Linked DNA regions of Mus musculus: region 2 is linked to region 1. Evidence: chromatin loops called from intact Hi-C (ENCODE). Cell type or tissue: left cerebral cortex. All regions are shown on one strand. Each heading gives the region's core, and the rest is flanking DNA. Links, peaks and the distances in the headings are about the cores only.

Region 1 (8,654 bases), core at 187-8,186:
AAGGTAAGTAACACAAGCTAATACAAAAGGTTCATTCTGGCTTAAGAGTGTTAAAGACTGTGGGTTAACAAAGATAAATGGTGTTGTCATGTTTGTCTTATTAGGAAGTTATTTTCCAAGCAAGAGAGGATGGTGTTTTAAAATTCTCACACTGAAATTTTATTGTGTCATAACTTTAATTTCTAAAAAGGGACAAGTCAAAGGTAATTCTTAGGAATAAAATTCAAAATATATTTTTCAATTAATGTATTACTATTGTGCTAGGGGTAGGGGTGTACAACATGGCACACATACTGAGGCCAGAGAACAACTTCCATCTTTGTATGAGTTCCAGAGATTGGACGCTCAGGTGGCCTTTACCCAGTGAACCATCTCAGGCCCACAAAAGCCCCTACTACTAGACCATGGTACTGGCTATTTTACCTCTAGACTCTTCCGCTTACTACAGTCACCACTGCCCAGATGTGAAACAAAGTGCAAGGTGAGGAACAGAATTTTAAGAATTTGGGTTTGGAGACTAGAAAGATGGCTCAGCAGTTAAGAACACTTGCTGCTCTTTGAGAAAATCAGGACTCAGTTCCCAATACCTACGTCTCGTGGTTCACAACTGTCGGCTACTCTAGCTCCAGGAGATCACACACCTTTTTCTGGCCTCCAAGGATAAATATAAGTAAATAAACAAGGTAAATGTTTAAAAAACAAATGACCTGGGTTTTAAAGCTAGTACAACTGTAATTCCCAGCACTTGCGAGACAGAGGCAGGAGGATCACAAGTTCAAGGCCACCATGAGCTATCTGATGTATAAAACTCATCTGGCCTGGCAGCGGTGGTGCACACCTTTGATTCCAGAACTTGGGAGGCAGAGGCAGGTGGACTTCTGAGTTCGAGGCCAGCCTGTTCTACACCTCATCTGTTTTTCAGTAGACAAGGTAAGACAAAACACCACTTACATCCCTAAAAGACAAGAGCAGAAGCTGGGAAGCACAGTGCACATTATTTTATAACTAGCTTGTGTTACTTTGAGGCACACTGCCCTCTTAGAATGGTGGTTTACAACTATCTTGCATTAAAGTACCTAAAATGTGCAGGCTGATGGGTAGTTACCATTATACTTCATTACTAAAGGTATATGTCAGGGATGACAGCAGGTTAGGTAAGTTTTCATGAAAACCGCTCGTAAACTATCCGTGCTCCAGGAAGATGGGAAAATTGGGAATACCCAATAGAAGGCCCAGAACCACGTGAGGGACTTCCAGGAAGAAAACTCTTAAAAGTTTTCTCTTAAAAATTAAGTAATTTACACTTTCTTTTGTATTTTTCTCCTTTGTCATGTTGAAGGCTGCCTTTGCAGTATATTTACAGAAGGGCAAAGAAAAAACTATTAGCTAAAGTGAAGCTACAGTAGGAACTGCTAATCTTTGAAACTCTGACCACAAGAGGGGCAATGGTGGCACACACCTTTAATCCCAACACTCTAGAGGCAGAGGCAGGCGGATTTCTGAGTCTGAGGCCAGCCTGATCTACAGAGCGGATCCAGGATGGATAGGGCTACACAGAGAAACCCTGTCTTGATAAACAATGAAGAAGAAGAAGAAGAAAAAAATGACTGCATAAACAAAACGCAAATTAATTCATATCTAAAGATATTTTCAATTTTTCTTTTTTGTCTATTTGGGCAAAAAATAAAAAATAAACCAACAATAACAACAAGAAAACTACTTTTTCCTTCTGTTTTAAATAATAATAAAATGGTTAAGCCAAGTGCCAAAGCAGAGGGGGAGGTGGGGGTGGAAACATGGTGTGGAGAGACAGAATTACCCAATAAAATTTTATTAAAAATACCGGTTAAATGAAAGGGCTAAGAATCTATTGCCTTCACTGTTGTGGGGCTGCGGCAAATAAATCATACATGAGTTATCTTTTCCTTGAAAAATGAAAAAAAACGTACTTATTGATATACTTTCCCCAAAATTCAGAGAAAACTGCCCAAACTGGGGGAAATTTGAATACTACCATATCTTAGTCAAGGCATACTAAAAAACTTTCTCGTCAGTTTTCGTTAGTTCGCTGCTAGTATATAAGGATGGTAGCCAAAATGTAATCCAAAATGAATGAGAAGCAGCCGCGGTTTTACGTAGTACGATCAGCATGTAAAACTTGCATTCTGTATTGTTTACTACCTCACACACGCAGATGATTAGCCGGACTACCGGAATACGATACTGTACAGATCAACGCATGGGGAGTGTAGGTCACCATTTCAATCTGGGACTGTTGCCCTCAATTGCAACCAGGTGTCTTTTAAATTAAATTCTTCGAGATCCGTGCGGAAGACGAGCGTGCATTGGCCAATCTTCTAATCGGTACTCAGTCCCCGGCTCTAAGGCGGGGTTGAGCGGGGCTGAGTTTCGATCTCCCGGCCGGTTGGACCGCGGGCAGCCCGGGCAGCGGGTTTTAAAAACGACGGCGGGGGTGGGGAGGCGGCCGCCGAGGGAGGGAGGGAGAGGCCGAGGCCAGGCGCCGGCCAGCGCTTCCTCGTTCAGGCGCCGGGGAGGTCACAGCCTAGTGAAGTTTGGTTTCACAAGCGGGACCCGGAGGCTCGGGGACGAACGCGAACTCCACGGGAAAGCGGGCCAGCCTGGGAGCGCCCGGAAGCACGGCCGACACGTTCCCACTGCGGGTGGGGGAGCTGCGGGCCGGGCCTGGAGCCCCTTCCTGCCTCGGCCGAGGCCCCGCAGCCCGCGCCGCCCCGCTCTGCTCCTAGGCCCCGCGCGCGCCCAAACTGGACCTCCGCCCCGCGCCGCCCGGGGCCGCGGCTCCCAACTTTGCTCGCAGCGAAAGACACCGCCCGAGCCGCGCGCGAGCCCCAAACTTTGCCCGCCCGCCCGGCCCGCGCCCCCGCCGCGCCGCGCTGCGCTGCGCCCCGGGGCGCCTCGTCCGCTCTCTCCGGCCCGCCGTGTTTACCTGAGGCCGAGGTCCCGCGGCCGCGCCGGCGCAGGAGGCCCGGTCTCCGTCAGTCCGCCGCTAAGTTCTGCACCATGGACTCCTCCGGCCGCTCGGAAGCGCGCGCGGCCCGCGGGCTGGCTCGGACGGCCGGGTCGGGAGCACGCAGGCAGCCACGCAGCAGGAGACCCGGGCAGGCGGCGCTAGCTCCGCGCCGCTTGCGCCACCGCCGCTCCCCTCCCCCGCCGTGTCTGGCGGCTCCCTCCCTTTCTCCCTCCCTCCTTCCGCGGGGCTCAGCCGCGCCGCCACAGGTCGGCGCACTGTGGTGACGACGCGGGCGGGCGGGCGGGCGGGCGGCTGGACCCGCCGCACGCTACCTGCTCGCGGGCGCTGCCGTACTCCCCCGGACCTCCAGGGGGCGCCCGCGAGCCGCGACGGACGGACGGACGTGGTGGGCGGGGCACGCCGCCCGGCTGGAGAGCGGGAGCTCCGGCGTCTGCGAGTGGCCGGGGCTTCTGGGAAACATTCTTCTTGCCCCGCCCTCTTGCCGCTCGGAGCGCTACGCGCACGCGCCGTGCTCAGTCCTCGCTCCACCCCTTTCCCCCTCATCCCCACCCCCGCCCCTGCGCCCTGGCCGCGCTCTCTCTGGTCGTGGCCTTTCCTGGCAGGCTCCGTGGGCGACAATAAAGATGTTTTGGAGAGACTGCAGTCCCGAGAAGAACTCGTGCGTAGTTGGCACGGATGAAGTACTCCGCCCGCTGCACGTGCGCGGCGGCCTGCCAGCCCGGGACACACTCCCACGCCCTAAGCCCGCGTCCCCGAGGCTAGCCGAGCCTGGCTGGCTTTAAGTGCTTCCACTTTCAGTCACTCTGCGATGTCCTCCTGCCCTGCAGCGCCCTCGGATCTTTTGTTTCACCTCGGAGGTGTCTTTACAGGCTTTTCGTCAGGCGCTGGCTTTTTCACCCCCTGCTCCACGCTCTAGCTTTTCCTAGTTGTCCTCTTGCAATCCACGCTGTCGCCTGGCCACCCCAACCCAGGCTGTTCCCTCCCTACCTCCAGCCCAGCAGCGTCCCCTGCCCTCCTCTCTGATCCTGTCGCTTCCCTGGCATCTTCATCCTGTGCTACTTGGCTGTTCAGTGCCCGTCACGTCACACCGAAGTTTGGGATGATGTCTCGTTAAGCTCTTCACAGAGCCGAGCACCAGCAAGGGACTGGGTAAATAACCGCTTAGGAATGCAATGAATGGCAGCCTTGTCTCTCCCAGTGTCAGTGAGCTATCTTCATAGGTTTGGAAATGTGGTGTTCCTGTGTGCAAGTATTTCGCAGTGATTTAGAGGTGTTAAAATACTTTGTTCTGATGAAACAAGACTTTCTGAGGGACCTTTCTCTTGTAATGACGACGAATGAAGCTGGTGATTAAGAAAACCTAAAAACCTGTTGAAACTGTTGTGTGACAGAATCAAGTCAAAGGCACTGTTAACCATCCTGCAGAGATAAAGTTTAGCTTTCCTGTGTACACTCGGGGTCCAGAATTCACCCTAGAGAATTTTATCAGTAAGAGCAATTCCCGGTGAAGATGTGATATTCTTTTGTATGTATTTTATTTTGTTTTTAATGCAGAGTCTCACTGTGCAGACCGATCCTCAAACTCCACATCTCCTACTTCAAATTTATTGCTCTACCTTTTGTGTTCGCAACATTTAAAATTCACTCTGTAGCCATCGTGCTGGGTAACAGAGCACGAGAAAAGGCTCCTCCTGCCTAACTGCCCTTTGACCACCTCCCGCCCCCATCCACCTCCCCCTCCACACACACAATACTTACCTAACAGAAACGAAGGTGCATTGTAATATAGGCTGTTTCTTGTTCCCCAAGAGAGAGACCCTGCCTATTTCTATATATGGTGTTCTCCTCTTTACTGTGTTTGCATGATAAGAATGTGTTTTGTTTCCTTTTTTTTTTTTTAAATTTATCAGAGAGGGTAAATATAAAACAGATGGATAATGTCGATGGCATACCTGTTAATACTTTAGACTCATTTATAATCATAAACAAGTGAGGGCTAGGGAGGTGGCTCATTAAGTGCTTACCACACAAGCATGAGGACCTGAGGTTGACTCCCCAGAACCCACAGAAAGTTGGGCACCATAGCAGGCATCCGTAATTCCAGGGCTTTCACGGAGAGACAACAGGAGAGACCTCTGAAGCTAGCCTGCTGTCAGAGACAACAGACCCTACCTGTAGAGTGTAGAAGGCAAGAATTGATACCCAAGGTTGTCCTCTGACCCCACTTGTGCACTGTGGGACACACACTTTCACGAGTACACCACAACAGAGAAGTACCCCATGAACAAACATGTACATACAGAGAGCATTTTAGTTTATTTTTTATGTATATGGGTATTTTGCTTACATGTATGTCTGCACCACATTCTTGCAGTGCCCATGGAGGCCAGAAGAGGAAGACAAGGTGTCTGGGGCTGGACTTCCAGGTGGAGTTATGAACCAGGTTGTTGTTGCTGATACTCAAACCTAGCTCATCTGGAAGAGAAATGCTAATAACTGACCTGAACTATCTCTCCAGTCTCCCTCCCCCTCCCCCCCAAAAGAGATTTGCTAAGATCTACAAATGGTGCACATAAAAATACCTTCATTGAAATTCTCAATTGTGTTGCAGTTTCTCGGGCAACCATCCTTTCACAGTGTGATAGAAACCCATAGCATTGAAAAACCAAAAACAAACAAACAAACCCATAGCAGCAGCTTTGAAAATGAAAGGTGATCGGTCAATGTATACATTTTTATGGGTTCATCAGAAATAATTGCTATAATCTGTCTTTTATGAATGTAACACAAAACAAAATTCACATTAAGAGAAGAAGAAAAAAGAAATCATGGAATAAAGACCTTGGGTTACTTAACCCCTTGGCAGTTTTAAACAAATAACCCCGTGTTTTATCTTCGATTTTTATATAACAGGAGGTTTTCAATTTAATCTGTATAGTGTGTTTATGTCAATAAAAATTTACAAATTCAAAAGGTATGCAGTTAAGACTCATGGACAAAATGTGGTCAAATATGCAATGTCCATATAACGAATGGAAACTAAATGCTATAAGGAAAAGTTACAGGAACTTTCACAAAATAATATAGCTTTATTAAAACCAATATTCCACTCAAGAAAGATGAACCTCCAGATACAGTCTCTTAACACTAATCAGCGTAACCAAATACAGACAGAGTCAGTGGTGTGCCCGCATTGGTGTGCACAGGGGTTAGCATTCTGCATTGTAAGTCAATAAAGCAAGCCCTCCTAGCTCCAGCCCCAGCCACTGGGAAGTACACATAAATGATTGTACACTCTGCAATAATACCCTAGCTGTGAACTTTGAATCACGTGGTAAATTGCCATCCGCGTGGGTGACACCAGAACCCCGCAGCCCTAGCACCAAATTCAGTGCTGTTCAATCTTGGCATCAGCTGTTCTCACCGAACAAATACTGTGGCCGACCACTGCTGACGTGATCAAGCCCGTATCATTTTACCCATGTTACCACCTGTCCAAGGTCCATCACCTTCGAGAAAAGCTCTTGCGCGCGCCAGACTTGACCAGCAAGAACGACGCTGCAACAGGATCCTTCTGCACACGTTTATTGGGAGAGCTTGATTGCAGAGGCGAAAAGACCCCGAGCCCAGAACTGATGCTGTTTATATAGGCCTAGGAGAGGCTTGTCTCACACCCGGATTGGTTATGCACTATGCCTCATTTGCATGTTCCTCATCTGATTAGCTACTCTCTCTCTCTGTACCTCACAGAGCCTCATTATCATACCTCATTTGCATGTCTCACATCTGATTGGTTATACTCTCAAAGCCTCATTATCATGCCCGGGCCAGGCAGTGTCTTTGCAAAAAACTTTACTGCATATGTACACATTGGTTGTTTGTCCAAACTTATGCGTGGTGGCCAGCAGTAGTCAGTGCCACTCTGCAACGGCACATGTGGCTTCCCACAAAAAGCTGTACTCTCCTTGATGTCACACCCTCTGGCAGAGGCTGGCTATAACTGGGTTTATCGCTAACAGTTGTCAAACAGCAGGGCAGAGACACCTTCAAAGGCGAGCAAGGCCAGTTTGCTACGTCAAATGTCTTGGTTACCCTGAGGATGTAACAACCAATGCTCCACTGGTAGTGACAGACTACTGAACTACAGACAGCGAGTTTGGTGTGGGAAGGAAATCTTGGCTGCAGGCAGATACTTCTGTCCTCAGAGGCAAAGTTTTTCAGCATTGGTCATTGATTTCTTTCTCAACTAGACAAATTTTAATCATCTTTTCCACACTCCAGGAGATATAGATGCTCTAGATAATGCAAGAGAGATTTGATGACGCCTCCACAAAACTACCTTGGTCATCCAGTCCATTTGCCAAGTTTGCATAGTCACTCACCTAGAGAGGCAGTTCGTCATTGCAGTCCATGTTAAACATTGCCTCCCATCCACCCTAATGTGTCCCTTGAAGCGCTGGGTCCTTCCCAGAATTCCATCTCAGCAGGCCAGTGTTCTCCACGGCTGCCTAACGGAAGCTTCTGCCCATCAGATTTCACGGCTACCCAACTGTGGCTCTGGATGCCGTAATTAAGTTAACTGTGCTTCCACCTCAGGGCGTGGCAGACAGGTCACGTGACCATGTGCCGGAGAAGTCCACCTCTGTGTCCAGTTAATGATAAGATTTCCAAGGCTTTGCATCCTCCAGCTACTTCATTCTCAGAATAGCCCTCAGATAAACCTCTTCCAGGACAAAACGTCCTGAATGAAATCCCCTTCCACGAAAATGTCTACATGCAGTCTGCCCGGCCTCCACTGTTTAGAGACAAGACAGCACTTGTGCAGGATCTGAGGATTGAGACATTGTAACACATAAAAACTGAACTCCGAGGGAAGGAGTTTAAGGATAGCATCCTGTTACGGCAGAAGATGCCTGGGCTGTTTGGCCCCACTCAGACAAGTCCCGTGATCCAGAGTTTCATTTTTCTGCGAATCTGGGAAAGAAATGTAACGGAAATAATACCAAGTCATGTCTCAAAGTCCTTTCTTTCCATAAGTTTATAAAAATATTTACCTAAGGGAGCCTGACAGTGACTTAAGTCACTCCTAGTCACGGTATCTGCGACTGCAGACACTACACCTGGTCTACAGTCTCACAGGAGCAAGAGAGATGATAGTTGGCCTGTTTGTGTGTTATTTTTTAATTTATTAAACATTTTGATGCATGTGTAGAACACATTCTGGTCACGATTATCACTCCTGCTGGACTTGCATTGTCCCTCACCTCCTGTTTCCAAGCCCCTACCCCACTTCACGGCGTTTTTTGTTTTGTTTTGTTTTGTTTTGTTTTTCTCTTTGTGACCCACTGGGTTTAAACAGGGCCATTCGCATGGACATAGGTTTAATGTTCTCCACAAAGCTAATCCTCTCGCTAGTGATTACATCACTGAAGACAATGGCTTTCTCTTTTCCAGTAGCCTCCCACCGCCATTCGCTTCTCAAAGCTCAGTCTTGTGCAGGATCTATGCGAGCAACCATAGCTGTTGGGAATTCATGCGTACCATGTGCGTATGTGAACACCTAGCACTTACATTCTTTCTGCCCCTGCATCCACAGTGTTCACTAAACCATGGAGGGGGTGATATGGCTTATGGTCCTGCTTAA
Region 2 (8,654 bases), core at 163-8,162, 180 kb after region 1:
CATGATCGTGTCCCTCGGCACAAAACAAGGTTTTGTATGGGTTTGTTTTATCTATAGAAAGAGTCGGGAGGGAGGAGAGGAGATCTAGCCGCTCCTTCCGGTTTAGAAATTTCCATAAATTCTTTAGGTCTCTGGCGGCTTGCTAGACCCGTTTATTTGGCTATTTGCTTGGCTATTTGCCACGGTCATCACTGCAGACTGGAAGCTGAACTTCCAATCTGGGTATCACTTTAAAGCAACCCCCTGGATCCGCCACCATGGCCTGCCTGTTTCCCTTCCTAAAGGCTGATCCTTTCGATCCTTTCCCTCCCTCCTTTACAGCTCACAGCCCTAACTCTGCCAGGCCACCTTCTCCCAACTGCAGAAAAGGATCCTTCTGGAAAACGTTTGCCTTGCGTCTATCTCTTCCAAATATGTACAGAGTGATTCCTTGATCCTAAGTGTGAATCGCTTACAGCCGCATCCCTCCCCACCTCCCCACCTGCGGAACTCTGCACACTCCTGCTGCATGGTCTGCTTGCTCCCAGGTTGCCCCTGTTAGGTCCTGTCCATACCCTCCCGACTTCCTATCCCCCCTGTGCAAACTGGAATAGGTCCTTGCTTTCTTTTCTTTTTTAAAGACTTATTTATTTATTCTATGTATATGAGTATGCTGTAACTGTCTTCAGACACACCTTAAGAAGGCGTCAGATGCCATTAGAGGGTTGTGAGCCACCATGTGGTGGCTGGGAATTGAACTCAGGACCCTGGAAGGACTCAGACATACCTGCTATGCAGATTACTCACTGGCTTGGATCAAGGATTCAGATATTCTAATGATGATGGTTTTTGTTTGTTTTTGAGGTTTTTTTTTTTTAATTGTTTTGCTGTCTGTTTTCGCAATTTCAGTTTTCTGGGGGAGCGGTATCAAGGTAACACAGACCTCATAGGCACACAGCCTAGTAGACACGCCTTAACACTGGAGATGGTGGAAGTCTTTTTAAAGCGAAGTCTGCGGACACACAGTGATCCGCACCCATACAATTTCTTCAGAAGAGAGACATAAAAATGGAGACTGTGAGTAGCAGACAGCCCTGTCCACCTTCATGAACCTGCACATAATTTCCTTTGGGATGAATCTGGATGAGGCGAGTTTGAAAAATCCATCTGAAAGCACAGCTTCGGGGAAGGTATTTTCATCATATCCTGCCACCGCGCCCAGAATGCCCCCGGAATGCTTAAGATTCTCCGTGTGGCTTCTAAAATCCAGAGAAGGCAGGGACCAAAGCTGTCTGTCTCATCAGGGAGGAGTTTTGCCCATCAGGAGATATTTGGCAAAGTCTGGAGACATTCCTGGCTACACATATGAGGGGTCACTCTAGGCCTCCAGCAGGCCTGGCTGGAATGGCGTTAAACCGGCATGGCAAAGGCAGATGAGATCTGGCTCAAAATGTCAGCATTGCTGATGGGGTGGAAACCCAGTGGCAAAGAAAGCTCATTAAGAACACACACTGGCCAGCTGGGCGTGGTGGCACATGCCTTTAATCCCAGCACTTGGGAGGCAGAGGCAGGCAGATTTCTGAGTTCGAGACCAGCCTGGTCTACAGGACTTCCAGGACAGCCAGGGCTATACAGAGAAAAACACTGTCTCGAAAAACCAAAAAAGAAAAGAAAGAGGAACACACACACCAGCAGTCACTGGGGGCATGTCGACTAGTCACTGAATTATAGAGCAGATTACATTACACTGCACCTTATCCTGCCTGTTGCATACTACGACTGTTCAAGTCTCTACATATCAACCAAGGTTCTGCTTTCAATATGTCCAGGTATATGAATATCTGTATTTACATGTTCCAACATGACATCGACTTCTTTGAGATAGAAAGTCAAAAGTCAAGTCAACATATAATCTATGTAAGAGAACAGATTCTATACTACTGTAAAATAATAATAAAGATCAACATTTGGAGTTTACTGAGCATCCATTGATATGACTCCTAATACAAATAAAACTCTCAGTAACTGAGAGTGGATTTCTAGAATCACAACAAATATAAGCAGTCAAAAGCAACTATGGACGCTCTAACGAAAAGCACAATTCTCTGCATATGCGCATCTAGTTACATTGATATTCGTGATCAAAGACCAATCTTCTACTAAAAGCAGTGGGCAGTAGTTACACTGTAGTTAACCCCGGGTTGAGCTGACAGCCAAGTCCCAAGGAAATGCCATAGGAAAATCACTAACGTAGGGGCTAACAGCCCCCTAAAGTGGCATATAAAAATGAGGTCTTTTTAACAAGAAGACCTTCAAGTACCTCAATCTGAAGAGAGAAATAAGTCCCAAAGACACATTATCATTCAAAGGTCACTTGATGACGCAGAAATGGAACAATTCCCTATCTGGGTCTCTGGGGGTTGAATGGGCAGATGTTCTCTCAAGCTCTCTCCCAGGTCTCACCCCCTCTGGCTGGTCTGTCTGCTTACAGGTCAACTTTTACCAAGCAGAGGAGCCCATGGATACATCTCAACAGCCGACTCAAGGCCAGTTCCTGCCAATCTAGCTGGACATGGGAACAGACCAGGAAACTTAAAGAAGAAAATCGGACATAAAGAGTGACCTCTGACACCATGGGTCTAGGACATAACCCAACTGTGCATACCTTAAATGCTCTCCGGAGGAGCCTAATGGAGAGCCAGCCTTAAGGTCCTACAGATTGAGAGTAAAGGCAAGATCAAGGACAGCTCGTGTGTCCGGGCAGGCTAGACAGATTAGCAACACAGCGCAGGCTCACAGAACTGGAGAAGACAGGATTTAGTCAGGTCCCTCCAACCAGCAAAAGGAACAAGCCAATCTTTAGGGTTTTGTTTCGTTTGAAATAGGGTCTTACAGCGTAGCCTTGGCTTGTTCCCTATAGACCCACTCTATAGGCCAGGCTTGACAGAGATCCTCCTGTTTCTTCCTCTAGAGTCCTGGGACTAAAGGCATGCGCTACCACACCCACCGACATTTTGTAAGGAGCGCTGGAAATCCGTATGTGAAGTGACATCCTAATTTTTATCCAGAAATTAACTCCAAATAATCTTAAAAGGAAAAATGTAACTCACACAAAATATCCCCATAAGCTTACTCAGGCCTTGCTCACCAGTCTGCACTCACAACAGGAACTATGACAACTTAAGGCTCCTTTTCCTCAGCTCCGCCCCCTCCCATCAGCCCCTTTCTTCCTCCCTCCTCAGGCCACAGCCTATCCGGTCCCTTTTCCTTTACAGCCTCCTTCGTCATTGCCAGAGATGGAAACTGAGATCCTCACGTTATTTCTTCTCGTGATCTGGCTGTCTCACTGGAAGGGCCTCCCAGCCTGGGAAAATACAGGCCACACGTTGTAACCTGAGGCTAGGGCCCCATGATGTCACCAGCTGGATGGTTAGTAAAATCGAAGGGAAAAGTCAGTGAAGCTCACAGCCTCACGTGGCTAAGATGTCACCAGGCAACCCGTAGACATCCTCATTTAAGCTGATGCTCGGTTTGTGGGCTTTGCTTTTAAGTCTAAACTACTACAGAATCACCCGGTACGGTTTTGTTTGCTTGGTTTTTTTTTTTGTTTTGTTTTTTTTTTTTTTTTTTTTTTTGCTTTCTTTTCATTCTCTTGTCTGCTCTGCCTGAATCTTTGGAGATGGAATCTGTAAATTAGTAGATTTCCAAAGGCACAGGTTGAGTCTGCTGTGGAGCCAGGCTGAGAAACACTTCAAACAAACAAACAAACAAACAAACAACCCTTTTCCAAGCCTGTCCTTGGCAGTGATCTTGGATGGCAATGTCCCAAATAGCCCTGACTTGTTCAAAGAGTCTCCCAGATGGTTCTCATTGCACAACTGTGGATGGAGACAGTGAGGCCTCAACCTGTCCCCTGAGTTGCCCACGGTTTTAGGCAACCTCTCTGGAAGTGAGTCTCTCCAACCCCACTCCCCATTGCCACACGGGCTTCTATGAATCTAAACTCCTCTGCCATTTAGGAGTAGCTGGAAACCCATGATTGGCAGAAAACCAGTAACCAAGCCATCAAATTGTACAGATGAGAGTGAATACCTTACATCAACCGCCATCTTAATGAAATCTCTGGAATAACTTAATAACCACCATGGGTGTTGTTCTCATTTGATAAATGAAATTCTGAAGCTCAGAGACATTCAACAATTTGCTGCAAGTTCCCAAGGCCATTAAGTCGCAGCCTGGTATGCAGATCTGAGCTAACGGCGAGGCCTTACCATCTCTGCTCCACCACCTGGTGTGGCACCCAGAGTGGGGGAAAAAAACTGTATAAAAAGGAAGGTGGTCACTAAGCACTTGTAAGAACCAGAAAAATAGCACCCTGACCAGGTTGTCACAAAATACAAGATTTCAGTAGGCATTCTACTCTGGAAGCCACATAGCCACTGGGGCAGAAAAATACCTGGGACCAAGGGGAATTTGCAGTGTGTCCTGGGAGAAAGACAATGTCACTTGGGAGAGAGAGAAAGAGGTGAGGATTCGCCATAAATGAGAAAAGAATCCGGGCTATTTCTAAGCAAGTGGGAACTCAGTGCGGAGTGAGGACCTTACAAAACATGGACTGTTTTAAAATCAGGATACAATGTTAAACTTGTGGAAGTGCCCAGGCTGAGCTACAGGAGCCGCGTTTAGCCTAGAAGAGAAAGACTGAGCGGCTATGACACCACCTAAGCTGACTCCCTGGCACGCTTGCATCTGCCTCCCACATCCGTAGACACTTCAAGGGACTTCCCAGCCCATAGCTCCTGATTCTCAACAATCCACCTGATGGGTTTGCACATTTGGGGACGCAGACAAAAGGACAAACAAGGGACATTTTCAATGCCCTACCATTGCTCAAAAGGAGAGGCCATGGTAAGCGAGAAAAGCAGAGCAGACAGACTGCAGTGTTTCAACCGTGAGGGAAGAGGACCAATCATGGAACAGAGAAAAGAGTTGCCCCTCAGAAAGGGGTTGGGCGAGCTACCTTGCCAAGGTCACAATCCAGCAAGAATTTATTAAGCAATTCCCATATCCCTGGCATTAGAGGACCAAAAAAAAAAAAAAAAAAAAATAGTGGACATGGTAGCAGATGCCAGGCCTCTTAAGTCCGCTGCTTTCTCAGTGTAACCCTCAGTCCATGAAACAAGGTAAAAAATGTTCAGAAGCAGCAAAAAACTTTAAAGACTGGAAAGTACCTTTCAATCTACTTAACGTATCTGCTGGATTACAGGCAGCCCAGGGTGCAGTAAGCACTATTTCTTCTGAAAATCTCCCCCTAATTACTCCCATAGACAATTATTTCTCCTCATTAAGAAAGGAAGACACGCCACCCCTCACACAACCTCTCCTAATGGGTCGCCTATCACAAGGATCCTCCAGGTTCACATGACTCTGTCTCATGTCTTCCCAACCTGAACACCTGGCATTTCTGTTTGCGTTCATCCATAGTCTGTTTCCTGTTGAAATGGACATTACACAGGAGCCGGAACTTGATCTGATTAGTTGCTGCCTGCTACACAGCATCCCTAATTATTCAACACCTGTTCTTTAAAAAAAAAAAAAAAATCCCTATTAAGATCAAAACCGCAATCAAACTAGGCCGCATTTCCGTTGCTTTCAGCCACTCACTGAGAACTAAGTAACCCAACAGCAGAGTCATTTAAGTCATTTTAAGACAGAGGTTAGGCGGCCATACCAGACCCGTGCAGTGGCGGGACTTGCCAGTTTCCTATAGGGTGAGTTATTTGACAATGAGGCCAGCCAGCTCAGGTTTTATTTCCGTTGTCCTTCTGACGTCAGAAAAAGCACGAGTTGCAGCACTGTTTCTTGTATCAAGGTGACAAATTACAGCCTTGCTAGACCCGCGTTTTGCAAACCATACAATTACCGCCCCCCCCCCACACACACACACTCCATTGTATTCTTTTTAAGTTACAAAAAACAAAAAACCGCGGAGGTGTTAAATCTTGCAAACGCGTACCGTTTTCTAGCAGTGGGTCCTTTCCTCTCTTCCACGTACGACACCGTCTAAACGTCTGAGACAAGTACGCGATCCCCAAGCCAGTGTGCTTCCCACCGATGGAACAGGCTGGTGAGAACCCGGGTCCACGCCGCAGAGCGAGACACAAAGGGCTGGAGTAAGCGCCACCTTCCTCGGCCCGAGGCAGCTTGTGAAAGGCAGTTCGCGGCGTGACGCGCTTACCGCGAAATTCCTTTTGCCGCCATATGCACTCGAGTCTAGTGCGAGCACAGTTGGGCCGAAACCCAGCGGCGGGCGATGCACCGGGATCCGCGCGCTGTTCGCGAGGGTGCGGAGCAGTCCCGCACCCGGAGCCGGGCTGTCGCGGGGGTTGGGAGAGATGAAGACGGGCTACAAGAGATCTCCGCGCGTTTTCCTCCTCGCGTGGAGCGGACCAGTTTATAAGCGTTTTGCCGCAACGTTTGGGGCCAGGTGCGGGGGAGGGGAGACCAGGGCGCAAGGGTCCTGCGCAAGCAGTGGCCTTTTGTTCTCCCGCCCCACCGGACCAGGCTCTAGAGGAAGTAGCCTATCACTGGCTCTTCATTCGGGAGAGAGCCTCCAGAGAGGGAGAGGAAAGTGAGTCACTGCCAGCATCATCCCACTAACCGGAACGGAGACAGGGGCCGAGCCCGTGGAGGTGCAGCCAACGTGCACCTGTTTACCGCGCTGGGGAGCCGGTCTCCGAGGCTCCGCTGCCGGCCAGTCCCAAGATGCAGACTGATTCACTCCTCGGTGTACCTTATGCCCCTTACATCGCATGCTTGGTTCCTAATTCGCGAAAGTGACACCAGATCTGGTGGCACACTCCATCACCATAAAACCAGGTCTACAAAGTAAGGTACTGTACGCCACGGCGGTATCTGGAGTCCCTGCGTTCAGGGAAGGGCACCGGACTCCTGCCTTCTAGAAAGGCGCCGCGACGCTCTGCCCGTGTCCACGAGACATGGAGGCTGTCTGAGTTACCTCCTTCCCTTCCTGTTCAAACTCCCCTTCCCTCCAAGTCGCCGCTCCCTCTGCCCTCCAAAAGCACCTTACCTCGAGAAATAAAGGGAAAGGCGCCACCAAAGTGTCCGCCCTTCCAGGCCGTCCCCGGCAGTTAGATGTCCTTTTTTGTGTCAAGGACTAGCTAGGGAAAGGTGGCCCCAGGTCTGTAAGACTGGGCGGGGAGGATCCGCGTGGCGGGTTTCGGAGGAAGGTAAAAGGCCGGGTTACCGGCGACCTTCAGGAAGAGTGGCGTGGCCACAGCTCTCCTCCTCCTCCTCCTTTTCCACCACCACCTCCTCCTCCTCCTCCTCCTCCTCCTCCTCCTCCTCCTCCTCCTCCTCCTCCTCCTCCTCCTCCTCCCAGGGCTGGTTGCATCAGTTTCCCCCCACCCACACTCTGCCCGCCAGCACTTACATTCACACGCCCGGCGCGGAGGGGCTCCAACCTGACTCATTGGCTCCTGCGAGGCGCGTCGCCCTTTCTCTTCGGCAGTTTGGGGACGGGAGCGCGGCCTTTCAGACCATCATCCCTCCATGCCCGCGCGCCGGCGGAGTTGAGCTGTGTGCGGTAGAGCAGTGCGGGTCACATGCCGCTGGTCGCCGCGCCTTCTTGCTCCTCTTCCCCCCTGGGCTACCAGACCGCAAGGCGACCGCGGCTGGCGGACACCGAGCATCCAGGAAGGGCAGTGCGAGCGGATGCGCGAACAACGCGCTGGTGGTACCCGAGCATACGGAGGCTGCGGGCCTCCCGGCACCTGCCTGCGCCCTCCCGGGGCCTCAGCTGGGGCCACAGCTGCCGCACCCGCACCCTCGGGGTTGGAGGTGGAGCGGCTCACTCGCCCAGGCGGTGGCAGGGGGCCGTCTCTTGGGGTACGCCAGGGCCTCACCGAACGGAGTTGCATTGTGGGAAGGGAGCAGCGTGAGGGTAGCCCCGCGACCCAGGGGCGGTGGTGGACTACGGGACGCGCGGGGACACCTTTGGAAACCTGGACACCTACAGTCCCGCCCCCCCCCCCCCCAGAGCAGCTCTGGGGACCCCTTGGGACTCAGAGTGTGACAATAACCCAAGGGGTCTGCACCAATAGCCCTGCTGCCCCGGCCACGTGACTCTACCCTTGCTGGGCCTGGAAAAAGGAACAGGCTGAAAGCCATATCCGCCTCGGGTTACTTCTCCTGCCCCACTCTTTGTCTGAAGTGCAGCCCCTTAACTGACTGGCTGGCACAGTCGCTTCTCCTTAAAATGGCGACAGGAAATCCCACCTACACACCAGCCAATGAGACCACCACCACCACGGAGTCTGCCGCGTGGAAGCCTGAGTCCCTCTCATCCGGATGGCTCCTGTTTTGGGTCCGGCCGGAGATTCATCAGCCTGACCACTAATAAATTTTAACCAAGAGGATTTTATTCAGACACTGACGCCGAGATGGAATTCCGAATGTAGCACCCAGACACCTCAGCCAAGGGTTTACAAAGGCAAAGAATACAAAGCTTCAATCTGTTCTCTTGCAAGCTTGTTTACAGAAGCAGAACCAGCAGTTAAAAAAAAAACCATAATAATAATAATAATAAAGATTAACCCCTAGTAGCGCTTAACATTTGGAGGTCGAAATTTGCTTTAAGCACAGAGATTTTTAAA

Evidence for each region. Peaks named below come from ENCODE experiments on the same cell type or tissue, not always from the same donor. Only the 100,000 strongest peaks of a DNase experiment are listed, where the experiment ranks them.
Region 2: it touches region 1 in a loop (3-fold over the local background); 2 of 42 quality-filtered maps call a loop at or near these places.

What each region holds. Positions count from the first base shown.
Region 1 is chr15:96,457,637-96,466,290 of GRCm38, forward strand. It overlaps Scaf11 (SR-related CTD-associated factor 11), which reads right to left and starts at 3,207. Exons shown (of 15, transcript NM_028148.2): 1 at 2,966-3,207. It overlaps Gm41408, which reads left to right. Exons shown (of 2, transcript XM_030248866.1): 2 at 2,408-5,610. The coding sequence ends at 3,273. In left cerebral cortex, for the core only: a CTCF peak has its summit at 3,371 (motif pointing right); DNase peaks (open chromatin) are centred at 2,576, 3,433 and 3,945; H3K4me3 peaks cover 2,590 bases; H3K27ac peaks cover 2,035 bases.
Region 2 is chr15:96,635,059-96,643,712 of GRCm38, forward strand. It overlaps Slc38a1 (solute carrier family 38, member 1), which reads right to left and starts at 7,855. Exons shown (of 16, transcript NM_001166458.1): 1 at 7,433-7,855. In left cerebral cortex, for the core only: no CTCF peak of the experiment used is centred there; DNase peaks (open chromatin) are centred at 3,278, 4,797, 5,447, 5,794 and 4 more places; H3K4me3 peaks cover 3,680 bases; H3K27ac peaks cover 2,356 bases.